Regions from separate parts of the Homo sapiens genome. Here region 2 is linked to region 1. A link is a loop called in an ENCODE intact Hi-C map of the cell type or tissue named here. Cell type or tissue: PC-9. All regions are shown on one strand. Each heading gives the region's core, and the rest is flanking DNA. Links, peaks and the distances in the headings are about the cores only. Region 1 has its middle 12 kb from the start of LIMCH1. Region 2 has its middle 63 kb from the start of UCHL1.

Region 1 (8,342 bases), core at 292-8,291:
TGTGCAGGAAACCTTTTCTTGACAGCTAGACACCCAAAGCAGTGAGGACCCCAATTTATTGCATTGTTATCCTCCTAAAAAGATGAAGTCTGCATAAAGGCTTTTCACTCATACTACTCAGGTTAACAGCCTTGTATGTCTAGTTTTGTCCAAAACAATATTTTTAATCTTCTCATAATGTGGAAATCACTACAGCTCTTTCATCACTTCCCCTACTCTGATCTCACTCGATGAAATGGCAACTGTTCTGATGTCAGTTTTCATAAACTAAAGCAGATAACTTTTGAAAGCTTCCTAAAGTCTAAAGAACTTATGGAAACTTACATTTTTTTCCATGGCAGGAAGCTCTAACCATATTTGAAATCTTATCTTTGATTAGAGAAAAGTACATCCTTTTCCCCAAAATGCGTTTCTGAGTGGGTTAGGGTTACTGAATGGTAGGATCATCTGACCAGTCACATTCCTGCTTCTGCTTCTGACCTTCAGCTAGCGTCAAATTTCCATCGTTCATCAGGCTAAGAAGTGATACATGAAGTAAGGCCTTTCACAGAGCTCAGAAAGATATTTTGTAGGTATTGGCCGACAGAAAGAAAAAAAAGAGATGAACTTAAAAAATGAGTTTTTGCCTTCCTCTCTTTTTCAAAAAAGGTAAAATAAAATGTCATTAAAATGTGTCCCATCTTCAACTGGGAACAGTGTATATGTAATAACCAAGGAGAGGGGTGGCCAGGGCTCGGGATCCATCTCATCTTTTACTGTTTGTCTAATGTGGGGCAAATAATTTCCCTTTATGGACCCACATGTCCTCATCTGCAAAACAAACACATCTAAGATGTCCTTCTAAGATACATCTAAGACGTAAAATTGTCTTTTCCTCAGATCACTTTTATCCTTACAGACCCATGGAAAAATCAAACAGTATTTCATGACAACTCTAAGAAGGTTCAGCACTCAGGGGCAGAATCCGCAAATATCACCTATTTCCAATTATACTTCACATGTGCATATGTGCACACACGACGGCTGTCACAATTCAAATCTGTGCAAGAAAAGGCTTAATCCCCAAACTCCTATCATAAGCAAAGATTTCATACATTCATGGCTTTTGCACAAAACCTAAAGCTCCTGGGATGAAACAACATTTAGCATGATCTCTGATGACCACTAAATTGAGTTTCAAGATGTGGCTCGATAGTACAATACTGATGAGCTAGCAGACTGAAGTGCAGCATTTTAAAAAAAAACCTTTGGTATGCCAAGACCTAAATTTGAGGACTTTCTCTCTGGCAGCAGCAAACAGTATCACTAACACCTAAAAGAGAATGCAAGCATCTGCAGGCAGTCACCACACGGCTTCATATGTCAGCAATCGTTGCAGAAGAAATGCAGACCCGGATTCAGGGTCTTTGCATTCTTGCCAGGAAATGATTTTCAACTACTTTGTTTTAACACCTTCACCCCTGAATTCTTTGTAACCACAGCTTAACTCAGGGGCTAAAATACACCTATTCATGCCTTTGTAAATCTACATATGTTTATAATTTGATATTGCTATGTGAAAACACACTTTTTTATTTATCTTCAAGTCAAGCAGCTGGGCCATCTTAATGGATTGGCTTCTCAACACTAGCCCATTAAGACACACGGGCATGGCTTCCAGGCATAGAAAACCCTCTGGCCACACTTCTCAGATCTCTATGGCCCCTGCTACTATGGACTTCTTGATCAACAGACGGTCAGTGGCCTGTCAACCCCTGACAAAGTGAAAAAACCAACCTGATGTATTCAGAAGTATTTCAGGGATTTTTCTATCTGCCCTTTCCTGACTGTCATGAATATTTGGAAGAAGAAAATATTGTTTGAAAAATACCCTCACACAAAGGCTGCATCTCTACTAACAAGATGATCTCTGCCATCTTCAAACCCATTAATTATTTGAGGTTTCCTATGTCTCCCCTGAAAATAAGAGAATTAATGTATTTTAATCCTCAACTTTTTATATTGAAAAATTTCAAACCTACCAAAAGGTTGCAAGAATAGTACCATGACCCCCGTACGCCCTTTATCTAGAGACAGTATTTTGCCACATTTCCACCCTTCCTCCCTTTCTTCCTCTCTCCCTTCCTTCCTTCCTTTCCTTCCTTCTTATCTCTATGTGTATATGAAATTATATATTATGTACCCAGACTTTTTTGCTAAACATATTGAGGATTGGTTGTATACATGACATTTCATTTCAAAATACTCCAGCATATATATTTGCCATCTAAGATCAATAGTATTCTCCTATATACACAAAGATAGCTATCGCATACAGGAAATCCAACACTGAGAGAATACTATTATCTAATACTCAATTTATATTCAAATTTCCCTAATTGTCTCAATAATGTCTATTATAGTTGCGTTTTCCCAACTAAGGATCATGCACTGTATGAGGCTGTCATATTTCCTTAGTCATCTTTAATCTACGACAGTTTTCCAGCCTTTTGGGGATGGGGCAGTTTTTTTTTTTTTTTTTTTTTTTTTTTGAGACGGAGTCTCGCTCTGTCGCCCAGGCTGGAGTGCAGTGGCGCAATCTTGGCTCACTGCAAGCTCCGCCTCCCGGGTTCACGCCATTCTCCTGCCTCAGCCTCCTGAGTAGCTGGGACTACAGGCGCCCACCACCGCGCCTGGCTAATTTTTTGTATTTTTAGTAGAGACGGAGTTTTACCGTGGTCGCAATCTCCTGACATCGTGATCCGCCCGCCTCGGCCTCCCAAAGTGCTGGGATTACAGGCGTGAGCCACCACCACGCCCGGCCGAGGACGGGGCAGTATTTTTAATGACGCTGACAGTGGTGAAGAGGACAGGCCAGCTGTTTTGCAGTATGTCCCTTAATGTGGATTTGTCGTATTGTTTCCTGAGAACTGCTGTGATTTCTTAGTGCATCACCAGGACATCTAACATCATTTGGACCCATTATAGATATCGGTAAGTTTGATCATGGCCAACTACTTAAAGACATAGTGTCTTGACATGAATACGAAACCACTTGCAGGCCTTTAATTTCAAACTGTTAACCATAGTTATTCAAAATCTTACTTTCCAAAATATATTTCAGAACAGAGCTACTTTTATCTCTCTCGAGTATTAACTCATTTTCTCCTATACCAGGGGATATTCTCTGTATTCTATAATAAAAGATCATAATGGACTATAAATACTAAAGGTTTCACAAAGGAGGCTGTTTTGCATTAGATCTTTAGTTTTATTTAATTTATTTTATTTTTTAACTTAAAAGATGTGTTAGTCTGTGTTAGATCTTGATGGACAAATATAATTTTGTCAAGAAGAGCAGGAGGAAAGTATTCAATGAATAACACATATCACAAGAAAAGGCACCATTCATGGGAGTGAAGAGTGTTTGCAGAACTGTGAGTCAACTATTATAGTCCAGGCAAGAGATGAGGATGGCCTGCTCTGGGGCAGTGGCCAAGGAAATGCAGACAAGTAGACAAATGGGAAAATTCTTTGATAGCTGAACTGGTGCAACTGCATGTCTATGATGCCTTCACTTACATTGGGAAATAGGTGCACAGGACTGGTGATGCAAGTCCCATTTGAATATGTTAAGTTTGAGGTGCCAGTAGGATACCGAGATGAAACTGTCCAATAGACAGAACACGAGGTCTGGAGTTCAGGAGAGAGTACTTGATGAGAAATGCTGCTTTGGGTCAATATCATGGAGAGCTGAAGTCATGGACACAGTCAAGAATATGAGCATAGAGAGGGAGGCACAGGCATGACGCGAGAACCGTGGAAGTACATGAACATAACAGGGGGTTGCGGGATGGCGATCTGTTTCCCACCAGGGCCACAAGTGCTCTGGTTTTTGTGGAAATGTTGATCTCAAGGCAACTGGAGCAAAGGAAAAGAGTTTGACCAGGTTTGTAGATTCAGGAGTCACTAGTGAATGGGTTAGTAGGTGACTTTACTTAAGAAAGTATTTTTTTGGACTAAAGATGATAAATTAGTTAAGAAAATATAAATGATACAGGGTGACGGTAAGCAGGGGAGGTGTTCATTGAAAGGGGCAAAAAAAAAAAAAAAGCGATAGCAAGGACAAAGTGAAAAGGAAATCCAAATGAAAAAAGAAAGTAGAGGAATACTAGTCAAGAACATAAATAGAAGGAAAGAAGATGAGGTCACCTTGTCTTCTTGTATCAAGTTGCCCAAATGCTCCAAGACAGAGGCAATATGTGAGAAACAACATTTGATCCATGATAGGAAATAATATAAAGACAAATGCATGTGCCCCTAACAGTTAATTTTACTAAAATTATTTATGATTTCCATTTTAAATTGAGGTTTTGAAAGCCTTTTCTCTTTAGCTACTGGACTGGGAGTGACTTGTTTCTCCTCATCTGGATTTTCCTGGGGCCTTCCTTAGTTTTATGCTGCAAATTTTGCTTCTATAACATTAAACCCCAGAGCTCCAGGGTCCAGAGTTGCCATAGGCTTAGGGACAAACAGATGTTCATCAGGATCATTAAGACCTTGGCTTTAACATTTGGAAGAGGTGAATTTACTAAATGTTTTAAAATAATTGATATATGTATACACTGATATATAATACTTATATATTATTTATTTTATAGAACTATTCAAATATATTCCTTCCAAATATATGTATCTATCTCGATATTAACTAACTTATTTGGTTACATGATTCTGAAGAACAAAATTAGAAAGATTTTTAACGACTAATCACCAGCTCACTACCAACCAATATGGGGAATAAAATGCATCCACAGAAATAGCAGTTCTTAAAGAAAACATCTATTTCATTCAACTTGCTGAAACCATGTACCTTCCCACAAGGACCCCCCACAATTCTCAAACACAATTGGTTTTTTGTCACATCTAATTTCAATTAGTCATCGTGATATGGCTAAGAAGCTTTTTAACAACAATCAGTAAGGTCTACGTAGGATCCTGCTTAAATTCTTGACATTCTTCTCATTGCTTTCTGCAAAACTACATGCGCAGAAGGCGATCACAATGGAAACAATCAGTGAGTCATTACCGAGCTACATACTTCCTCTGCTCTGTGTGTGTGTGTGCGCGCGCGTGTGCACGCACACACACATATGCCAATTCCTTCCAAAACTAAGATTTGATTGTCTTCCTCATCTTCTACTTCTTTCCTTTTTCTACACAAAGGCAACATCGATGAAGCAATTAAAAAATTAGTTGCCAAGAATTATAAGACATATCAACGCATGAAAAAAATATTCTGCTTCTAACCACATATGAACATGTAAGTTTTAGATTTTATGTGGATAGGTTCAGAAGGGCAAGGATTCTGCTTAAACAGTTCTCCAGATGACGTTAGACCACCTTAGTGCCCCAGTATGTCTTCAGGATAGTTGGCCTACAATTGTGGTATTTCAACCCAAGTAGATTATAATATTGAAAGCAGCAATTTATTATAAAACGACTGTTTTCTCTTAAAATTCTCTTTCTCTCTACCTCCCCTACCCTCCATTCTAGGGGAATGCAGTGATGAACTGAAATGAGAAAACGTAATTAAAATCACATTCCTCCCCCAAGGGTCAACCTAATTATCAGCCTCTCACACCAAAACAAATTTAGCTCTTTGAGAATGAAGGTCCTTATCACTCATGGAAAAAACACAAACAAAGATTAACATGCCATTTAGGCATGACTGCAATCTTTCATTTTAAGTGACCTCTTCGTTTAATGGATTCAATGCGTTCTCATTCAAGTGGAATATATATTGCAGGAGAGAACTGTAATAAATGGTGCTGTCATGACCCCTAGGTTAGAGCAAAGGAATATTGGAAAATAAATCTCAATTCCACGTACTCACCAGTCCTGCAATGGGGGTAGGCAATCTATTGATCTTTTTAACAAGTCCTGGCTTTATAGCATTCAGCAACCTGTCATGAAAAAGGCAGAATGTCAAGTGAGACATAAAGCAAGATGGATCACACAAATCACCTTTATCCGGGGCTACAGCTAAATTGCTGGATAGGAAAAGCAGTGAATTTAAAGCATATAGTAAATCTCAATAATCTATCAGCCTTCATGCATATAAGTGAAGAGCTTTGCCAACATCAAGTTGGTCCACGGCAGGTGAAGTTTTAGAATTTAGAAATGTTGAGAGATGAGAAAAGGTAGAGACTGAGGAGGGCTTCAAGGAAAAGGACAAGGGGGAGAGCTGGATTGAGGTTGTGAGGGAATTATCTGGAACTGGAACCAGGTATTACAACTCAGGTAAGGCTTGTTGCCAATTTTCCTGGCTAAGACATGGATCTCTCCAGGGATGCACTAAATTCAAAGACCAGTTTCTATCTTTACAAATGATTCGCCAAGACACATTCTAAGTCAGACCCTACTTGCTCTTTGAGAAGAGTGGCTTTTTCAATGTGGTTGAGTTTCACTTTAAAAAGGGAAGAATGTGTTTAATAAGAGGTTAGCCAATCATATTCTGAAGATTTTAAACAAGGCTAACCAAGAGTCCCTAGGTACAAAAGATATTTGAGCAAAAGATTTTCAGCTAAAGATTGAAATTATATAACAATGGTTACACAAGCAAGGGAATGCAAGAGAAACAACTATCATTGCCTGTTTTCAGGACATAAAAACCCAGAGTGAAGAGAAACAAGGAAAGCAACTTATAAAATTAAAATATGGTTAGCATCGGGGTAATTGGGTAAAGTGTAGTATTTGCAAAGTAGGTTATTCATAAATAAGTGATTGAAGGTAAGGGGCTGTAGAATGTAGAATGTTATTTCCACGTTCGGGAATCAGGCAATTAGGTAACTTAGAATACTGTGCAAAGAGAAACTTAGGGTAGGAGTGTATCATAATTGAGAGGTCAACAAACTACAATCCATGAGCCAAATCTGGTCCAACACCTGTACTTATAAATAAAGTCTTACTGGAACAGGAATATAACCATCCTCATTCATTTACATATTGTCTATGGCTACTTTTGTGCTACAACTGCAGAGTTGAGTAGTTACAATGGAGACCTGAGGGGCCACAAAGCATAAAATCTTTACTATTTGATGCTTTATGGAAAAAGTTTGCTGACCTCTGTTAAAATTCATGCAATCCAAGGTTATAACAAATTATAAAGAACCTGTGCTTGCCAGATTTCTACAGATCAGTAACAAAAATTTTTCAAATGGTTTAATAGTCTTGAATTTAGACTATCTTTGACTTTGATACCACCATATATTCATATGTTGAGAAATGTCCCTACAGTGATTGTGACAGACAGGATATTCCATTTTTGCATGCAAGATTAATTGGCTGTTCTCGGTAATTTTCACTGCAATTCCAACATGCTGCTACCAAGAGGCGGTACTCAGAGTGCACAAGTGCTGTTTTGCCCACGGAGAGCCAAGCTGGCTGCTCTTTTCATGAATGCACTTATTTTTTAACCATAAATTTAACCTTTTAAAAATGCTTCTTTATAACTTATTTTGGACTTATTGGTTTTACCAGTTGGAAGGCAATTTATTCACTCTTCTCATTTTATAGTTCAGAAAATTGAGGCCTGGTGAAGTCTGAATTGAAGTCTGAGTGACTTCCCCAGAGCTGGTTAGTAGCACACTCAGGCCCAGAACCCAAATTTCTTAGATCAATGCATTCTCTCAGGTGGTGTAAATATCCCAAATCTTCTGGTTTAAAATACACAGATAGATATGATATCTCCAAAGCCACATTTTTAAATGTACAAAATTCTTTTTCTCGCTACTTTTGCTTTTCTCAGATACATTACTTTTCTTAGTAGTTTTTAACAGTGTCATTTTAAACTGAATTTTAAGATAATATTTTTGTACAGTTGTTGACAACTCAAAAGCATCAAAAGGATATACAGTAAAATATCTCACTGTCACCTTTGTACCACAGGACTCCAGCCTACTCTCTGAAGGCAACCTGAAAGACTTTCCAGAGGAGAATTTATAAAAAATATATAGAATTTAAAAATATATATGTGTAGCATATAGTACACACTGTCCTACACCTTGTTTTTTCACTTAACAATATATTTTGGAGGTTGAACAATTTACCTTGGAGACCCCTCATCCATACATATGGAGCTATGCCCTTTTCAATAGCTGTGGACCACTGATGACTGCAGAGCTGACAGATCAACCACTCTGTCTAATAGTTTTAGATTTTTCTAATAAGATGAAATACCATTGCTACCAGACAGACTGAGATCTGAGCTTTGTTGTTAATTAGGCAAAGTAGAAAAAATAACAAAATGTCCTACCCCAAAATTCATTATTTTAAAATTATCTTTTAAAGAGGTATGCTTT
Region 2 (8,342 bases), core at 232-8,231, 210 kb after region 1:
CACATAAACTTAGAAAAAAGACTAAAGAAATCAAATGTTCAACAAATATATGAAAAGACACACTCACTGCTGAAAGTACCATGTGCAGTAAGCATATGGAACAAAAGGAATTTTTCCAAATTTCTTATACAGCAATCAGTGGAAACCACCACTTTGGAGAGCAAGTTAGCAGTACTTAGTAAAATTGAACAGTGGTAGATCCTATGACCCAGCCACTGCATTTCTAGGTATATACTCTGGAGAACTCTTGCATAAGGATGCCAAGAGATATGCAAAAGAATGCTCACTGTAATACTTGTAATGTTACGTAATGGTAAAAATAAACTTAAAACAAGCTAAGAGTTCATCAACAGGGGAATAAATGAATAAATTGTCCCACATGCATTCAAGGGAATTCTATGCAGCCTTGCCTCCAAAAATGTGATGCCCAACCAGCAGTGTTGGCTTCAGTTGAGAACTTCAGACATACCAAATCAGAATCTGTACTTGAACAAGATCCTGTAGTGATTCATGTGCCAATTAAGGTTCAAGAAGGGCTGTTCTTACAGTTAAATGAATGAACTATGGCTCCTTGTGTCAACTTGGATAACTCTTAAAAATATAATTTCAGAGAAAAAAATACAAGCTGCCAAAGTTTAGTAACAGTATTATTGAGTCAGGATAGATAGTAAAGGAAATAACCATGTCCTTGGGACATGAAAACTGCACCGTCAACACATGAGCTGGTAACAATGTCAGTTACCATGTCTGTTATGTGGGACACAGCAACTGCACCAGCAACGTAACAAACCCCAGTACTCACATTGTGATCAAGCCCATCCAAGCAGAACTATCTTCAGGGACTTTCCCCTGTAGAAAGCATGCGCATTTTAATTTTACTTGTCCTCAGATTGACCCTTTGCTCATTATAATAGTAAAAAACACACCCCTGGATGGAGATTGAAGATGCTAATGAGACATGTGATACATGAACAAGCACGTACAGCTACTGAGAATACCCAAAAGACCACCTATAATATACTTACTAGCAACATCCTTTCCCACCCGTTATGAATAATTATGTGATATGGTTTGGCTCTATGTCTTCTCCCAAATCTCATGTTGAATTGTAATCTCCAGTGTTGAGGGAGGGACCTGGTGGGAGGTGATTGAATCATGGGGGCAGATTTCCTCCTTGCTCTTCTCTTGATAGTGAGTGAGTTCTCATGAGATCCAATGGTTTAAAACTGTGTGGCACTTCCCCCTTCTCTCTCTCTTGCCACCATGTGAAGAAGATGTTTGCTTCCCCTTCACCTTCTGCCATGATTATAAGTTTCCTGAGGCCTCCCAGTCATGCTTCCTATGAAGCATGTGGAACTGTGAGTCAATTAAACCTCTTTTCTTCATAAATTACCCAGGCTCAGGTAGTTCTTTATAGCAGTGTGAGAATGGACTATTACAGAAAATTGGTACCAAGAGTGGAGTATTGCTAAAAAGATACCTGAAAATGTGGAAGCAACTTTGGAACTGGGTAATGGGCAGAGGCTGGAACAGTTTAGAGGGCTCAGAAGAAGACAGGAAGATGATGGAAGATTTAGAACTTCCTAGAGATTTGTTGAATGGTTGTAACCAAAACACTCATAGTGATATGGACAATGAAGTCCAGGCTGAGGTGCTCTCAGATGGAGATGAGGAACTTATAGGAAACTGGAGTAAAGGTCACTCTTGCTATGCTTTAGGAAAGAGACACAGCATTTTGTCCCTGCCCTAGAGATCTGTGGAACTTTGAACTTGAGAGAGATGATTTAGGGTATCTGGCAGAAGAAATTTCTAAGTAGCAAAGCATTCAAGATGAGACCTGGCTGTTTCTAAAAGTGTACACTCATGTGTGTGAACAAAGAGATTATCTGAAACTGAAACTTCTGTTTAAAAGAGAAGCAGAGCATAAAGGTTTGGAAAATTTGCAACCTGGTTGTGTGGTAGAAAAGAAAAAATTTTCTGGGGAGAAATTTAAGCCTGCTACAGAAATTTCCATAAGTAAAGAGGAACTGAATGTTAATAGCCAAGACAATGGAGAAAATGTCTCCAGGATATGTCAGAGACCTTTGTGGCAGCCTTTCCCATCACAGGCCCCAGATGGACATGTGTTGTTAAGTGAAAAAATAAACCTCTACTATTTTAAGCCACTGAGATTGTGGGGTTGTTTGTTACAGCAGCATAACCTAGCCTCTCCTGACTGATACAGAGGGAAATCCTGAGATAAAGTTACTGCTTCTTTTGACATGGTCACAACCAGCACAATCCTCAGTTGAAGTTATACCATTCCCCTCCACAACCTGGCTAACTTAGCAAAAAAGCAAAATAAAACAGAAACAAAGCAAAAAGAACACAGAATCCCCAGAGGCTTTATTAATGGAGGTATCACTATATGCCTCTGATGAAGGAGCCTACATGGTCCTCCCACAAGCATTGATTCTGGTTCTAAGGTATCATCTGGGGCCCAATCTCCTGGGCAGCTCGGAAGCTGAGAACATACTGCTCAAGAAAGGATGCTGTTTTTCCTCTTGTTTCCAGGTCAAAGATTGAGTTCCCAGAGGTGAATTAACAAGTGAATGTTTAAGATCTGTTAGTACTCAGAAGCTTTCAAAATCTTTTTCACAGTATTTACCACTGACTCATTATTTCATACCTGTATATTTTCTTATAAATGTGTTTGTTCTTCTGAGTAATAAAAAGGAAAAAACTGCCTAATGCAGCCAGGTGATCTCTAGAAGGGAATTAACTGCTATAATGTTTTTGGTTTTAGAGACAGGGTCCCACACTCTATCACCTAGGCTGGAGTGCAGTGGCATGACATAGCTCACTGTAGCCTCAAACTCCTGAGTTTAAGTGATTCTGTCATCTCAGCCCCCCAAGTAGCTAGGACTATAGGCATGCACCACCACACCTAGCTATTTTTATTTTTATTTTTAGTAGAGACAGATCTCTCTATATTGCCCAGGCTGGTCTCAAACTCCTGCCCTCAAGGGATCCTCCTGCCTTGGCTTCTGAAAGCATTGGGATTACAGGTGTAAACCTCCGTGCCTTGCCTAACTATTACAACTTTGACCTAATTCCTACAGACATTTTCTTTAGTTGCCTTGTGCAAAGTACTTTATTTCAAGTGCTAGGAAGAATACCTAGAGAACTGCTCATCTCATCAACTAAGGCTTTCCTCTCAGTATGAAGCTCTTTTACCTCAGCCTTTATGTGGTTTTGTTTCTGAGATAAGATCTCTTAAACTCTTGATTGATTGCTGAGAATATTTAAACTTTATTTATTCAGTGGACTGATACAATAAATATTTAAACTTTATCCAGTGGATTGAGTAAATTTATTTAATCAATTGAAAACTTAATTTGTTTTCAACTGATTAAGGAGACATTCAGAAGATCAAAAATGTTATTCATCAAAGAGCATCCATCTGTAACAAGAGAAATATTCTGAAGTTGGTGTTCAGATGTTGGTGTAGAGGTAGTCTACAGATTTTTGGAAACTCAGTTTGAATAGCTACTTCAAGAGAAAAGAGAGGCACCTCCATGTGGTTGTCAGCATGCCCGGTTGTTATAAGCCGGACAACTGAAAACTACTTGAAATCTAAGAGGGTCTTTCCACTGTCTTCCCAGCTCCCTCAGCTGGATTACTCCACTCCACCTTCTGGTCTCAGGCTAAGTGTTGCTGCCTCAACAAACTATCCCTGGCCCCCTAATTAGGTTGGGCCCCTCGTATACTCTCAGATACAACTCCATATTTCCTTCTTAGCTATCACAATTATCACTAAATAAGCATTTCTGTAATAATTCATTTACATTCACCTCCAATAAATCATGAGCTCTATGACACCAGTGATCTTATCTGTATTGCATGCTGCTCTTCCGGCTCCCAGTTGATTCATTCAACAAATATTTATCAAGTGTCTCTTACGTGCCAGACTCCATGCCAGGTACCAGGGACACATGGTGAAAAAAACAGACAAAGATTCCTGCCCTGATGAAACTTAACATTCAAGAGAGGAACTCAAACGATAAACGATGACCTAATCAATGAAATAGTGTATTAAAAGGTAAACAGAGCTGTGGAAAAATAAAAGGTAGAACAGTGTAAGGAAGGGAAGCTGGTTGCAGGGGTAAATAGGGTGGTCACGTTAACCCCTATCGAGAAGGTGAGAAGTAAGCAAAGATTTGAAGGTGAGGAAGTTAGCTCAGTAGACAACTGGGTAAGAAAGTTCCAGGCTGCAGCAGATTCCTTAAGGCAGAGGAGTACCTGGTTTGTTCTAAGAAGATCAGCGGGGTTAGTGTGGTTGGAGAGGTATAAGCAAGACAGTAGTAGAAGATAAGATCAGAGATGCTCAACAAATATTTGTTGAGTGAATGGATGAAAAAAACAAATATTTTCAATTTTTACTACTATGAAGAATGTTCCCATGCCTTGCATATTTTCTCATAGGTGAGAAAACAAGTCTCTAGATTCATCCAGTCCACAAACTGTAATCTCATCTATATTAAGTGGCAACTCTACAAAGCATTGTGTCCTTTTATTGCCAAAGAGGAAGGATCTCCTGGCTGAGTCAAGAGATGGCGGTGTGTCCTCTTAACCCTGAGTCATTGAACTGCTCTTAGCCTGGATTCACACAACAGAGCCTGAAGCTGAGGAGATAAAGGAGATCCTGTGGCTCCAGTCACAAGCCTGTGGTGCTGACAGGCCACTCCACCTTCAAGGCTGACGTGATGGGAACCAAAGTGCAGGCAGAGGGACAAGAAAGCGTTCAAAGAGGCTGAGAAGCACTATCTCACTCAGCACATTGAGCAGAGAGAGCTGGGAAGAAAAATGGGCTCTTTGTGGACAAATGGCTATCCCACCCTCACTCCCAACATTGAAACTCACTCCCCAGAAGGGGTCTGAAATCTACACACACTAATGGTATATGTCAGTAGTTTCCAAATACCGCTGCAGGACCAGCTGTCAGATGCTTGGCCAACTCTTCTCTCAGAACTTCCTAAGAAGCCTTCTCTTTTTTCTTTTTTATTGATTTTCAAAATTTTTTTCTTACTCTGACAGATGGAGAGAAGCCTTCTCAAACTGCAGAGTCTGGAAGTCCACCTCTGGAGAGTCTGAATCGGTTTTCTGGACAGACTCAGGAATTCACATTTTTCACAGCTCCCCATGAAATTCTAAAGAGCAGCCAAGTTTGGGAACCACTGCTTTACTGTGCTGCTAGTGTGCCTGCATTTGATAGGAAAGGAACATCTTTCACCAGTGGCATAGGTTTCCTTTGGAGTTATTTCAGGGATCACTGGTCATATTATGTTGAGGTACCAAGGGCAGGGGGACCTGCCAGAATTTCTGAAATCACAGGCTAGAAACGACCATCTTCACAGAGTCTATGCCCCTTGGGACAGTGATGGAAGAATCTGACCCTCTTCTCAGGTTTCTCCTCACCCCCACCGGCAAGTTCTTCCAATGGGGTCACCAGTTTGAAAGCAGCTAGAGATTTTTGTACATATTAATGAATTATAACAGAGAGAAGTGTGAGAATCTTAGAATTTCCATTAATATTCTAGTAAGGGTTGTGAGAAAGATAGCTGTGGAAACCATCACAAGATGGCTCCCAAAGATCCCTACCAGCTCGTCTTCATGCTCTTGGGTAGTTCCCTTTCATTGCACTAGGGTTGATCTGTGTTGTCAGTGGAATACAGCAGAAGTGATGGTATGTAGCTTCCACAATTAGGTCATTTAAAAACACAGTGTCTTTCATCTTGGGCTGCCTTTCCCCCTTTGCTCACTCACTCTGGAGAAAGCCAGCTGTCATGTTGTGAGGACACTCAGGTGCTGTATGGCCATGTAATGAGAGACTGAAGACCCGCTGACAGCTAGCAAGGAACTAGAGCCTGCCAACAGTGCAAATGAGCTGGAACATGGATCCCCCAGTCCCAGTCAAGCTTTCAGATGATTGTAGCCCCAGCCAAGTTAGACTGCAACCTCATGAGAGACCCTGAATGATAATAAATGTTTGTTGTTTTAAGCTGCTAAGTTTCAGAATAATTGTTTTGCAGCAGTAGATAATACAATGGTGAGTTCAATAGTTCATCAGAGAATAATTCATTACAATCCCAATCTATACTTTTCTCTCCAACTAAGCCATATGGCATTTTAACAAACTTTTACTGAAATATAGCATAGAGATATAGATGTAGATATATAGAAAGTGTACAAATCATAAATGAATACATTTCTTTATACAACACCCAGACCAGGAAATAAAATATCACCAGCATCCCAGAAGCACCCTCATGCCCCTTTTCAGTTACTAGCCACCTCATCCTTAAATATAACAAGTATGGCCATACAGAAGTTTTGCCTGCTTTTAAACTTTATATGAATTAAATCATACCAATCATACCACATATACTCTTTTGTGTCTGGCTCCTTGACCTCATCATGTCTGTGAGATTCATCCATGTTGCTTTGTGCTTTGAAAGTATCTGTTGAATTGTCTTACTGATTTGTAGTAGTTATATATTCTAGAGACCAGTTCTTTGTCAGATAGGTGAGATACAAATTTCTCCCATGTTATGGCTTTTTTTTTTTTTGAGACAAAGTCTCACTCTGTCACCCAGGCTGGAGTGCAGTGGCACAATCTTGGCTTGCTTGCCTCCCGGGTTCAAGCAATTCTCCTACTTCAGCCTCCCGAGTAGCTGAGATTACAGATGTGTGCCAATACACCCAGCTAATTTTTGTATTTTTAGTAGAGATGGGGTTTCACCACATTGGCCAGTCTGGTCTCGAACTCCTGGTTGAGTTCAGGAGATTTGCCTACCAGGTGATCTGCCTGCCCCAGCCTCCCAGAGTGCTGGGATTACAGGTGTGAGCCACCACACCCGGCCAGTTTTTTCATTCTCTTAATGGGATCTTTTTAAAAAGGAAGTTGTTAGTTTTAATTTAGTCCATTTTATGATTTATTTTCTTTGTGGTTTATACTTTCTGTGTCCTGTTTGAAAAATAATTGCCTTCACCAAGATCATAAAGATATCCTTGTTTTCTTTTAGAAGCTTCATTTCATACAATACATATGGAATTGATTTTTGTGTATCATGTAGTATAGAAGTTGTGATTCATTTTTCCTATGTGGGTATCCAATTGATTTATTGCTATTTATGAAGATCATTCTTTTTCTTGTGCTTTATTGTCCCTTTGTCATAACCCTAGTGACTGCATATTGTCTGTTTCTGGACTGTTTATAAAGCTGCCTTTGCAAAATTATGACAGTAAGAGAAATCTGACATAATCGACTCCATCTTGCTTCTGATCTCCAAGCTGTCCTTGGTCATTCCTAGGCACAGGCCAAGCTAACTTGGGGAGGAATATAGTTGATAGTTGAACTTTGAAGCAAGGATGATAAAGTCCCTCCCTTAAACCAAACCCCTCCTAGTTGAGGGACTAAAACCACCTTTGTAAGACTAATGAAAGTCCACAATATTAGGATTATGAGAGAGGCCTGAATTCTGCTAAAATATAGGTGTAGTTTTTGTAATCCCTTACTGCTCAGGAGTCATGTGGCCAAAGGCCACACAACATGTGACTTTCCCAATTTCTCTTATAGATAACATCACCATTGTAGAACCTAAGATTGACCTTTTGAGATTTTTTTTTCAGACTTTCTGGCCACCAGCTGATCCCACCTGGACCTGTGACTCATGACTTAACTGACCCTGCAGGCCCACCCAGAGGTGCACTTAGCACAAAATGACCGATTTCCACAACCCTATGATTTCATCCCCAGCTAATCAGCAGCCTCCATTCCCTACCCACTTGCCCACCAAGTTGTCCACAAAAACCCTAGCCTCTGAGTTCTTGGCAAGACTGATTTGAGTAATAACTCCGTCTCCCGTGTGTCCAGCCTTGTGTCAATTAAACTCTTTTTTTTTTTTTTTTTTTTTTTTTTTTTGCCGGAATACCATGGTCTCAGTGAACTGGTTTTGTCTCTGCAGGAGGCAGGAAAACCTGTTGTGCAATTACATCTAGTCTGTTCATTTTTTTTATTATTATTTTGAGACAGAGTCTCGCTCTGTCTCCCAGGATAGAGTGCAGTGGCGCAATCTCGGCTCACTGCAACCTCCGACTTCCGGGTTCACGCCATTCTTCTGCCTCAGCCTCCTGAGTAGCTGGGACTACAGGCGCCCGCCACCGCGCCCGGCTAATTTTTTTTATATATTTTTAGTAGAGACGGGGTTTCACCGTGTTAGCCAGGATGGTCTCCATCTCCTGACCTCGTGACCCGCCCACCTCAGCCTCCCAAAGTGCTGAGATTACGGGCGTGAGCCACC

The links. A loop is a pair of places that touch in the nucleus more often than their neighbours do. Peaks named below come from ENCODE experiments on the same cell type or tissue, not always from the same donor. Only the 100,000 strongest peaks of a DNase experiment are listed, where the experiment ranks them.
Region 2: a loop joins it to region 1, with 14 times the contacts of the local background. A loop is called at or near these places in 3 of 110 quality-filtered maps.

The regions. Positions count from the first base shown.
Region 1 is chr4:41,522,012-41,530,353 of GRCh38, reverse strand. It overlaps a transcript of LIMCH1 not described here. Among named protein-coding and RNA genes, the nearest start is that of LIMCH1, 12 kb to the left of the region's middle. RefSeq lists an enhancer at 4,712-5,311. In PC-9, for the core only: no CTCF peak of the experiment used is centred there; DNase peaks (open chromatin) are centred at 3,533 and 4,983; H3K27ac peaks cover 6,256 bases.
Region 2 is chr4:41,315,302-41,323,643 of GRCh38, reverse strand. No RefSeq gene overlaps it. Among named protein-coding and RNA genes, the nearest start is that of UCHL1, 63 kb to the right of the region's middle. In PC-9, for the core only: no CTCF peak of the experiment used is centred there; DNase peaks (open chromatin) are centred at 3,163, 3,923, 4,613, 8,023 and 1 weaker place; H3K4me3 peaks cover 1,204 bases; H3K27ac peaks cover 5,809 bases.